2 separate regions of the Homo sapiens genome follow, and region 1 is linked to region 2. Evidence: chromatin contacts called from ENCODE Hi-C or POLR2A ChIA-PET data. All regions are on one chromosome and are shown on one strand. The core of a region is the stretch at or near the end of the contact, and the rest is flanking DNA. Distances in the headings are between cores, read along the strand shown.

Region 1 (5,733 bases), core at 2,209-4,708, 120 kb before region 2:
AGGTCCTCCAGTTACAGGATCCTGTAGCTCTTTCATCTTCTCTTTTGTAATACTCATCAAATGTACAACCGGGCAAAATTCACCCTCCCCACCGGACTGTAAGTTTCGTGAGCCAGCACTGTGCCTGACTCCTCATGCCCCATAAATACTTGTTGAGCCAATGAATAGTCAGACTCCTCTTAAGTTAGTGAGAAATCCATACATACATTTTCTGTTTGGGATGCCAGGACAAGCTGTGACGGCTCCACTCCGAGTACCAGTGGGAACTGCCTGGTACCAAGGGGCTGTGGTTTCAAATTTATTATTTTGTGATATTCTGCACCTCGGTGATTTTGAAACTGCCTTCTTCCAAATGAGTGTCAAGTAGATGCTCCTCAAAAAGGGATCCTCGGGCAAACAGGTTTCTTTGCCAGAGGATTTTACAGAGCCTATGATGTGTTCATGTGCACTGTCCTCAGGCAGGTAGTTTGTTGAAGAAGCATCTAGTAACATTTGCAGCTGGAGGATATCGATGAAGCTCAGTGTTAACTTTGCCGCACCGTTTCTCCGTAACTCCTCCTAGGCTCTGAGAGATAGAAGGAGCTGGGATCAAGGGATCTGCACAAGATTAATTTGCCATAATGAAGGTCTACTCCTTCCCCTTGATTTCTTTGTTATGCCATGTGACAAATTGTTGTTTTTGACAAACAGAGCATTGAGGGAGGCCGAGGCAGATAGGCAGATAGATCAGCTGAGGTCAGGGGTTCAACACCAGCCTGGCCAACATGGTGAAACCCCATCTCTACTAAAAGTACAAAAATTAGCCAGGCATGGTGGCATGAGTCTATAGTCCCAGCTGCTTGGGAGACTGAGGAAGGAGAATCACTTTAACCTGGGATGTAGAGGCTGCAGTGAGCCAAGATTACACCATTGCACTCCAGCCTGGGCAACAGAGCCAGATTCCACCTCAAAAAAAAAAAAAAGGATTGAAGATGTAGATTAAGGAGGCATTGGGGGTACTCTATAGTGTCACCTGAGTTTAAATCCAGCTCTGGCACTACTTAGCTGTATGACTTTGGAGGACTTCCTTAGCATCTCTGTGCCCAGGTACTTTATTTGTACATAGAGATAATAGTTTCTAATTTACAGTCTTGTTAAGACGTTAAAAGCTCTTATAGGCACGTAGAATTCTCATGGTAGATATAAATTTTATTTAAATTGCTAATAATTGGTTAATTAAAAAATAAATATCCAACCTCTAATAGGTTAATTTAACTAATTAAGCCTGGTGTATTAATGGAGAGGGATCACAGTGGCTGATAGCCCGAGGGACTAGGTTTTCTCTGCTTGCTGCCTTTGAGCTTGAGTGAAGCCTTCTGCGCCTTGGCTATTTGTTGCTTTTCCAGCTAGAAGGATTCCAAGTCTTCAACAGCATTACTGAGCTCTTCCTCTCAATAAGTTTAAGTTGTAATTTCATTACACTTCATTCTCAAATAGAAGAGTTGAGCAGCTGTGTAGCAAGATCCAAAACACTTTGTTTACAATTAGTTTTCCAAGGATTGGCTTAATAGCCAGTGGCAAATTTCTCAGCAATAGGTTTATGAGCCAGAGAAGCATTTCTTTTTTTTTTTTTTTTTTTGGATACAGGGTCTGGCTCTGTTGCCCAGGCTGGAGTGCAGTGGTGCAATCATAGCTCAGTGCAGCCTTGAACTCCTGGGCTCAAGTGATTCTCCTTCCTCAGCCTCCTTATTAGCTGGGACTACAGGTGTACACCACCATACTTGGCTAATTTTTTAACATTTTGTAGAGATGGGTGTCTTGCTATGTTGCCCAGGCTGGGTTTAAACTCTTGGCCTCAAGCAACCCTCCCACCTTGGCCTCCAGAGGACCATATTATTTTAAACAATAGAGACTGTTTACAGTGAAAAGGAAAATAGAATCGTACCTTATTTGTTGTAGCTTAATTTGGCCATAAAAGAGTCAATATTGTATTTTCAGAGAAGAAAAATTTTCAGGGGCCTTATATGAGAACACAGTGTGAAAATTCACATTATTTTCAAACTGTATTTAAACCACCCAGCCTAAAAGAAAGTTGCTTCTGGAAAGTCAAAGATGCTCTGAAAATGAGTGGAGATATGGTTTCTTACCTATGTGTATAAAATGAACAGTTTTATTCTTTCAACTCTTTATTATCTCTATAGGACATTAAGTTGGGCCGCATGTGCTAGACTAGATGTCTGGAGTAAATCTGTTTTCAGATATAATCTCTGGAGCATTCATGAAAGCTTCATATTTTGACACAGGAAGCAAAGAACATACTTGCAAATGCTGGCTCTGTTCATGGATGGAATGGTGCTTGAAACAAGTATCCTGCTGACATTACTTAACTCTTACAGGGGTCATTACTTAGGGATCAGCAATTTGCTAAAGATGAACAGATTCTAAGAAGATGGTTTTCCAGCAGCAACCAATTTTAAATCTGGACTGTGCACCAGGCACCTCTTGGGTATGACCTCAGTGCCTTTGGGTGTCCCTTGTCCCTCATTCCAGCTACTGATGCAGGTTCTGAGCAGCTTCCTGCTGGGGCCTTGCCTCATGCCTTTGCCTCACACCTCTGCTGGAGCTTCCAGAGTCTGCCCTGGAGCTTCTCTAAGCCGTCGGGGGCCCATGCATTTTGCCCAACCCAGGAGTGATCAATGGAGTCTAAGTGCTAATGGATAAATGTTTTCCTTTCTTCCCCCAGATGGACAGCCCTGAAACATCTTTCATGCAACTCCTCAGGCAGCCCAGAAACAGCCAGGAACCATTCGCCAGGAGCTGTGGCCAACTTAATAACTCATCCTTGTATTGGTTTCCATCCTCTGTCCTTCATCCGTCTTGTCTTTTACTCCTACTTGCTGGATCACACATCCCAATAAATTTTTGCACTCAAGCGTTTGTCTCAGGATCTGCTGTCCGGAGGACCAAGACTAAGTTCAAGTCATATTTTTTTTTTTTTGAGATGGAATCTCACTCTGTTGCCCAGGCTGGAGTGCAGCGGCATGATTTTGATTCACTGCAACGTCCACCTCCCGGGTTCAAGTGATTGTCCTGCCTCAGCCTCATGAGTAGCTGGGATTACAGGTGCACGCCACCACACCTGGCTAATTTTTGTATTTTTAGTAGAGACAGGGTTTCACCATGTTGGTCAGGCTGGTCTCAAACTCCTGGCCTCGTGATCCGCCCGCCTCGGCCTCCCAAAGTGCTGGGATTACAGGCATGAGCCACTGCGCCCAGCTGCCTTTTTTTTTTTTTTTTTTAACTAAATTGAGTTACACTGCCTAGGCTATCTTCACACACCCCCACCATCTCAGGCAGTTTTCCAAATGCAGAAAGCTCAGTCCTCTTTTCACTGAGTGCATCTGCATCCTGGTGTGTGCATGAAATGGGTGATGGGGTAACCTGTCTCCTTGCGTTGCATGTGGTGGGTCTCAGGGAGAGTGCTGAGTCATGATGTCTTGGCAACAGTCACAGCAGGACCCAGAATGGAGTTTACAGTGCAGATCCAGCAACTGGTTGGGAATTCTGGCCCTGTGCTTTTGTCTGCTAACTTTAACTTGGCCCTGTGTTATTTTTCCAAGCCATATTTTTAACTTACTCCTAAGTTTTTTTATTTGTTCATTTCATCCTGCTGTATTTGTGGATTTGATATAAATAAGCAAAGATTGGTGTGAGTAGACCTTTTTTAAAAAAATCATGTCTAAAAGTCCCAAAGTCACATTGAATACTCTTACTATATGATGTAGCTTTTTAAAAATGATGAGAAAATTGTGGTTTTGAAAAGTAAGTGTAAAAACTTTACTGTCTTCATTTGGAGATGATTTATTGAATTTGTTTAATCACTAACAAGCCTGGAACAAAATTATGCCATCCACAGCGAGAATTATACAACTTTGAACAACAGTTCTGGCATGCTATGGGGACCTCATAGAGACACAGTATCTGACCATGGGACACAAAGTGACCATGTGGCCAAAGCAGCCCATCAGGAGCTGGGTTCTGTCGAAACCACTATGTCATGTCATTGGATAGGCCCTGGAACAATCCATTGTAAGACTGGACTGGTACATCTGGGATTAGGCCTAAGCAGGACCAGAGGGCACAGTCAAGCTGCACAATAGCCATCCACTATTACTGTACCAGCACTTCCCTCTCAGCTCACACCCACAGCCATATGTAAGACCCTTATGATTAGCTGACTAAGAGGAAGGAGCTCAAGCTTGCTTCATGGATGGGCCAGCTCTGTACATCCGTGCAAGCTGAAAATGAATGGGAACTGTGCTACAGTCCCATTCAAGGGTGGTCTTAAAAGACAGTGTGGATGGTGGTGTCCCTGGTCATACACTTTGTTTTGAAAGAGAAGTGGCCTGGGGTCGTGATATATGCAGACTTATGGGCAGTACCAAATGGCTTGACCAAATGGGCAGGGGCCTAGTAGGAGACAGATTGGCAGATTGGCCACAAGGAGGTCTGGAGTAGAGACACGTGCATGGACTACAGGAGTGTTGAAGGTCTTTGTATCACATGTTAACACCCACAAGAGAGGCACTAAACATACAGGTAGACAAAATGACTAACCAGTTGACAGCAGTCCCTGTCATCATCCACTCCAGGGCCGGCGCTGAATAGAATAGCCATGGTGGCAGGTATGGAAGCTATGCATGGGCCCACCAGTATTGGCTCCCGCTTACCAAAGCTTTTCTAGCCACTGCTACTGCCAAATGTCTAACATTCTAGCAGCAGAGAGTGATACTGGGGTCCCAGTAGAGCCTATACCTCAAGGAGACCAACCGGACACTCTGGCAAATTCACTACACTGGATACCTTCCACCCTGGAAGATGCAGCAATTAATTTTAACCTGAATGGGCACATATCCATATCCTGGGCATGGGTTCACATTTCCTGCCCTTAGCACTTTGGTGAGCACCACTATTCAAGGGCTTCTATCGTGTTAAATCCACCTTCATGGGATCCGTATAATATCACATCAGGGCAAGGAGCCCACTTTTCAGCAAAGGAGTTGTTAGAATGGGCGCATGCCCGTGGACTCCACTGAACGGTTCTAGCACATGCTATGACACCCTGGGGCTTCAAGCCACATAAAGCAATGGTATAGACAGAACTGTTGGGGCTTAGCCAATACACCAGCTCAAAAGTGATGCCTTGTCAGGATGGAGCACCATTCTCCAGGAGGCAGAATACATCTTAAAGCAAAGACCTTTATATGGCACTGTGTTCACACGGGTAAAATACATGAGTCCGGGAACCAAGGAGTGGAAATAGGAGTGTCTCTGCCAGCCATCACTCCCAATGACCTACTTGGAGAATCCCCCAAACACTGAGCTCTGTGGGTTTTGAGGTACTCATTTTTTAAGGGAGAATGCTTCTGACAGGTGACACAGCAACAGCCCATTGAATCATAACTGTGGCTGATCCATGGACACAGCTTGCACCAAGGGGACCACAGGCAAGAAAGAGGAGTCGCCATCTTGGAAGGGATAACTGAACCTGATTATCAAGGTCACCAGGAAGAGGGAAGGCTACTCTAACATGCAAAGAAGGGAAGAATACATGTATAACCTCAGAGATTTACTTAGGCGCCTCTCAGCACTTCCTTCTCCAATTTTTAAAGAAAATAGACTGTAGCCTGTGAAGGGCATAATGACCAGGAAGTTCAGACCCCTCAGGGATGAGCAACTTGTCTTAACACCAGG
Region 2 (6,486 bases), core at 2,331-4,830:
TGATTGTGGCACAACTCTGAATATACTAAAACCATGGAATTGTATATTTCAAAAGGGTAAATTGCATGGTATGTGAATTATACCTCAATGAAGCTGTTAAAAAAGAAGAAGTGAGGTAATATGTGGGAATATACTTTGAGCTGTTTGAAAAGATATTATTATTATTATTTCAATTTGACTGTAAGGCCATTAAATAAAAGCAGGATGACTTAGATATTTTTCCTTGCTTGCAGGCTTGTGATTTTTATGCCATGACTCAACTTTATAAGGCTGTAACTCAGCAATATAAAATATTGAAAATGTTGAAACATAAAATGAAAACTGCTTTGTCTACTGTTTATATTTAATAGGATTTTCTGAATCAGTTAATTAGCAATAAGTGAATGTGTCATTAAGAAATTAGATTTTAGAATCGTAAAGTTTTAGAGCTGGCAGAAACTTCAGAAGTCATCTAGTCCCCCCTCATTTTGCTTTATGAGAGAGCTGAGTCCTACAGAGACAAAGTAAGATGTCTTATGTCATGGCATTGAGTAAATTCTAGAACTGAGTCAGTGTTCTTTCTGCTGACTATTTGGTTTCAGTGCTATTAAGTGTGTTCTACTATTAATAGAACTAACACTCTTAATAGCTATTTAAATGCTTCCTATATACTAGGCACTCTCTGTTAGGTACTTTATATATGTTATCTTGGTTAATCTACACAAAGCTTATGAAGACAGTTCATTTTACCTGTGTATTAGTTTTGTATTGCTGCTGTAAAATAAAATGAAACAAACAAACAAAAAACAAAAGATCTGGCCGGGCGCGGTGGCTAACGCCTGTAATCCCAGCACTTTGGGAGGCCAAGGCGGGCAGATCACGAGGTCAGGAGATGGAGACCAGCCTGACCAACATGATGAAACCCTGTCTCAACTAAAAATACAAAAATTAGCAGGGCATGGTGGCGTGCACCTGTAATCCCAGCTACTCAGGAGGCTGAGACAGGAGAATCGCTTGAACCTGGAAGGTGGAGGTTGCAGTGAGCTGAGATCACGCCACTGCACTTCAGCCAGGGCAACAGTGTGAGACTCTGTCTCCAAAAAAAAAAAAAAAAAAAAAACACCAAAAAAACCTTTGTGACTTAAAACAACACAAATTTCTTATCTTACATTCTGGAAGTCAGGAGCCCAAAATGGACCTGACATCCTGTTAGCAGGGCTTCCCTTCTCCCTGAAGGCTTAGGGGAGGTCAATTTTCTTGTCTTTTCCAGCTTCTGGAGGCTGCCTGCATTCCTTCACTTTTAGTCTCTTTGCATCTTCAGAGACAGCAGTGGCTGGGCAAATCTTTCTCACAGTGCCATTTTTCTGGTTTTAATTCTTTTGTCCCTGCTTTCCCCTTTAAGAACCCTTGTGATTACTTTGGGCCCATCTGGATAATGCAGATACTCTCCTTATTTTAAGGCCCACTGATTACCAGCCTTAATTCTGTGTGCAACCTTCATTCCGCCTTACCAAATGAGTGGAAAAAACACACTCAAAATGGTTTTTTTTTTTCTATTAGCCAACAGCAATCAACACAGAAGACTTTTGTAATCACACGTGTGGGAGTTCCCCCCCCCGCCCCCCGCCAACCACACCAAGACATTTTGCAGCAGACACCACTCGGGTTGCCTTCAATTCAATGCTGACACCACCTGGAGAGAGTGTCAGATCCCATATCTTCAGGCCTCAGTCTCACAGCAAGTCTCAGGAGGCTCTACCTGTGCTTCTGACCAACCTGCTATAAATTGGGGTTCCCACAACCACCTCTTTGGGTTCATTTAATTTACTAGAGGGCTCACAGAACTTAGGAAAACACATCTACTGGTTTATTATAAAGGGTATTACAAAGGATGCAGATAGAGAGGTGCACAGGGCCAGGCATGTGGAAGGGGCAAGGAACTCCCTTGCCCTCCCTGGGTGTACCACCATTTGCGAACCTCCATGTGTTCAGCTATTTGAAAGCTCTCCAAACCCTGCCCTTTTGGGTTTCTATTTAAGCTTCATTGGGTAGGCATGATTGATTGAATCATTGGCTGTTGGTGATCAACTTAACTTTCAGACCCTTTCCCCTTCCTAGAGCTTGGAGGGTGTCACTGAACGTCCCAACCCTCTAATCAAGCTTTGGTCTTTCTAGTGTCCAGCCTCCATCCTGAAGCTACCCAGGGACTGCCAGCCATCAGTCACTCATTAGCATACAAAAGACATCACTTTGGAGATTCTAAGGATTTTAGCAGTTGTGTGCCAGGAAATGAGGATGTAGACCAGATATATATTTCACAATATCATACCATGTAATATAGGGTAGACAGAGATTCCAGGGAATAAGGGATGGACATCCTTTGAGGGAGGCAATATTCTGTGTACCACAATCTGTTAATAAGCTGAAGAGATTTAGGCTCAGAGAGATTAAGTAAGTTGTCCAAGGTCACAACATAATAAATGAAAGAGCTGATATTTTAACCCAGATCTGTTATTTATCATATATGCATATCTTTCACAATAACATGATCTTTCCCACAAATACCATTTGATCCTACTTAGGAAAAGTAAATAGGATGATGAGCATTGTTCAAATAGTAAATACCTATTTTTTTATTGTATATATTTAACGTATATGATGTTTTGATGTATACACACAGTGAAGTGGATACTACAGTCAAGCAAATTAACATCAGTCATCTCACATAGTTACTCTTTTTAGTGGCAGGAAAATCTCTTTTAGCAAAAATCTCAAATACAGTACAGTATTAACCATAGTCCTCATGTCATACATTAGACATCGAGACCCCTTTATCCTGCGTATCTGCAGCTTTGTATCCTTTGACCTACATCTTCACATTTTCTCCCCCGTCCACCCCTGTTTACCATCATTTTGTTCTCTAAGTATTCAACTTTCTTTTTCTTTTCTTTTTTTAAGATTCCACATATAAGTGAAATCATGCATTTTCTGTGTCTTGCCTATTTCACTCTGCATAATGTCTTCCACATTCATCCATGTGGTAGCAAATGGCAGGATCTCCTTTTTAAAGCTGAATAATATTCCATTTACGTACGTGCATGTACATATATATATACACACACACATATGTACACACACATAACTCACAGTTCATTCATCTGTTGACAGACACTTTGGTTGTTTCAATATCTTGGCTATTATTGTTTCTAAATCTTGGCTCATGCTACAGTGAACATGGGAGTGCAAGTATCTTTATGAGATGGTGATTTCATTTCCTTTGGATATCTACCCACTGGAGGAATTGCTGAGTCATATGGTAGTTGTATTTTTAATTTCCTTAGGAACCTCTGTATGGTTTTTCACAGTGGCCGCACTGATCTGCATTCCCACCAACAGTGTATGAGGTTTCTCTTTTTCACACCATCACCAACACTTGTTATCTCTGGTAACTTATTAAAGTAATAATCACATTTGCTTAATAATATCAAGAAATAGGCTATGTTATTATGAAACAGTTAAAAGCATATAGGAAGTTTATTTATTGATGTGGGAAAAGTATTTATGACTCATCATGACTTCCAGCCCCCTCCCCCACATTTCTACTTATCACTTCCTTTCTGTTACCAGTTCCTTCCTTATCCAGCCTAGATGCTTTGATTCAAATTATTTTCCGGCAAATTCTTTCAATTCCTTTGTACCTCTTTGGTCTCTCCAATCTCAGAACTGGATGAGCTCAACTACCTGCCAGTTTTTTCACTTTAATGATACGCTCAGCAGCCTTAAAATTGTCCAGCAGTCTTCCGACGTGTCTATTATCTCACTCCCTCACTCCTCACAGCATACTGCCTTCATTCTTCTCAAACCTTTTAACCCCCTATCAGTGTTATTTGATGTCTTAGCAGTTTTCCATGCAGTTGACCACAATTGACCATTGCTTCCTTTTGGAAACACTTGTCTCTTGGCCTTTGAGACAAACCCTTCCCTGGTTTTCCTTCTCCCATTCTAGTTGACCATTTTCTGTCTTCTGTGTTACCTGACATCTAAAAGAGGAAAGGTTTAGTTCTCTTGTTTTTCATCTTGTACTTTTGGTTAAATATAATCTTTTTGTGTAAGTCTTATTATCTCTAGCCCAGAGTTTGTCATCTTCAGCACTATTGACATTTTGGGCTGGAAAATTTTTTCAGTGTCAGGGGATGTCTTGTGGATTGTAGGATGCTTAGCAGCATCTCTGGCCTCTATGCTCTAACTGCCAATAGAGTTCCCTCTACCCTTATTGTGACAATCAAAATGTCTCCAGATATTGCCAGATGTCTCCTGGGTGCATAAAATCACCCCCCATTGAGAAGTACTTATGTAGCCTGAAGTTCTCTTCTGAGGATCTGGGGATAACACCTTTCTGACATCTCCACTTGAATGTCTCCTAGGCATTGCAAATTTAATGTGACCAAAATGGACTCTTGTTTTTTCTTCCATATATGCTCTCCCCCCAGATTTTCAGATTTTAGATTATTTATGATCTTGCATTGGAGGTACCAATAAAAGCCATTGGAGGCTTTTATTTGGAGTAAACTAGGGAGCCACCAGAGAGTTTTGGGCCAAGAAATGACATGATCTCACGTAGATCAGCTCTTTCTTGAGCATAGACTATGACTTGGAAGACTGAAAGCAGGAAGACCAGTTAAGAGGCTACTGTGGTAATCACAGTGAAAAATGGTAGTAGCTTGTATAAGGATGGTAGTAGGGCATATGATAAGGAGTGGCATCTTTAGTTTAGTGCTTAAACACAAATAGCCCTGAGAAGAATGCACTTGTACCTTCATGAGGTTAGTATCAGAGTATGCTTTGTTTTTCAGATGTTTTCTAAGAACTTGCAGGGAACAGGTTTTGGTGGGTCAGAATGAGAAGACAGTAGCCAAGTTCCTGGGTTCCTCCAAGCCAGAACTTCCTGGGATGTTACTTGAAGGGATTCAGGCCAGAACAGGGTTTTAAAACAAGGGACCCAACGGGAAGAGTAAGCAAGACATCCAATACTACCTGTTCTACCTCACAATCTTACTTAGGGCTGGTCCTCCCACGGTAAAACATGTACTGGGTGGCAGGGTAGATAGAACAATTGGAAGTCAGGAGTGTTTCCTTCATTAAATATAGGAAGCACATCATCTTGGGCTGGAAGGCCCTTAGCTGAAGTGAGGTGGCTATCGGCATTTGGGATGGGACAGGTTTTTGTTGTACAAGATTGCCCTACACATCTCAAGACTTGCAATAGTGTGCTCTCTCATTGTGACATCTAAAAAATGCCTCCCCACATTTCCAGACTCCCCATGGGAGTCAGACGTGTTCACCTGTATACCACTGGACTGAGCCCCCTTTGCTAATTTGAAAACTGCCTTCTGTAATAGGAAGTTAGTCAAAAGGCTATACATTCCAGGCCCTTAAAGAAAACCTGCATTACTTGTTTGGGGACTTAGAAGGTATCTACTAGTACTTTAAATTAGCATCTATGTTTATTGCTGATACATCCCATAAATGTTTTCTGTCCATGTTATGTACCTTAATATACTACTTTGTAATTCTTTTGTAGGGGTCATAGCCATTTCAGGGCCATCTCTAAAGACACTGCAAAGGACACATGCTCTAGCTGCTCTCTTCTCCGTATTGTTATATAAGGGAACCTGAATTAAAATGAATTAAGAGTTTGGATGAAAGGGCATTCCCTAGCCATCTTAGCAAAGGGAGTGGGAGTAGGATTGGAAGAGGGAGGATAATGGCCTGTATGTGAATGTTTATGCACATCATGTTTTTTAAATCAGGTCTAGCTAGTATCAAGAGCTAAATATTTTTTAATCGTATTTTTGAAAAGTAGTAGAAAATAGAACAATATTCAGATTTGTGAAGGATTGATGACTCAGTATTAGAGGGAAAACTCACCAAGGAAAAGATCTAATAGTTTTGAACATATAAAATGTAAGGTTTATTTACAATGAAAAAAATCACACAACACACTGGAGGAAATGCTTGTATCAAATGTGACTAAGGGTGAATATCTATAATATCTGAAGAGGAAGTTCTCTCGAACTTAATGAAGAAGTTTTAATACATAAGTAAACAAAGTATTTTAGCAGTTAATGATTAATAAAAAGGTGGGATTATGTTTACCGTCACTGGTAATCAAAGAAATGCCTTTTAAGTTAACCTTGAGTTATCTCTTCTATTCTTTCGAAAATACTGAAAATTAAAATAACTGACAATTCTGGAGAGGCTTTAAGGAAATGGACCCATTCAGTCTTATGTGTTTCTTGTGCTACTCCCAGCCACTGCCTTTCCCTGAACATGCTGTGCCATTTTAAATTCTTACGTCTCATCTTTATGAGTCCTTCCCCTCTTCTTTCTGTTGACTTTCCATCTCTTGAGAGCAGCATTCAGATCCTGGGGGCATCCCTTCTTACTCAGCCCTGCCAATGAGCACTCTGATTTGCATTCGGCACTGTATTGCAGCCATGGGTGTAT

What was found. A loop is a pair of places that touch in the nucleus more often than their neighbours do. ChIA-PET counts read pairs that join two places held with the same protein, here RNA polymerase II (POLR2A). Pooled maps may share reads with other maps.
Region 1: a loop to region 2 is called in a map of endothelial cell of umbilical vein, with 2.1 times the contacts of the local background. The contact joins two enhancer-like sites. A Hi-C loop is called at or near these places in 1 of 168 maps with a recorded cell type or tissue (endothelial cell of umbilical vein) and 3 of 50 pooled maps. POLR2A ChIA-PET finds 5 or more read pairs at or near these places in 4 of 52 experiments (HEK293, T-cell, activated B cell and 1 more).

What each region holds. Positions count from the first base shown.
Region 1 is chr10:31,127,161-31,132,893 of GRCh38, reverse strand. The region is part of intron 2 of LOC105376481 (a long non-coding RNA gene); the gene reads right to left. LOC105376482 (a long non-coding RNA gene) reads left to right here. Exons shown (of 4, transcript XR_001747412.2): 3 at 2,376-2,485; 4 at 2,723-2,911. Among named protein-coding and RNA genes, the nearest start is that of LINC02664, 58 kb to the left of the region's middle. Within about 2 kb of position 3,458, at least 7 of the 41 ENCODE cell types and tissues checked have a DNase peak (open chromatin) inside an H3K27ac peak, as active enhancers do.
Region 2 is chr10:31,001,890-31,008,375 of GRCh38, reverse strand. The region is part of intron 1 of ZNF438 (zinc finger protein 438); the gene reads left to right. Among named protein-coding and RNA genes, the nearest start is that of ZNF438, 27 kb to the left of the region's middle. Within about 2 kb of position 3,580, at least 5 of the 41 ENCODE cell types and tissues checked have a DNase peak (open chromatin) inside an H3K27ac peak, as active enhancers do.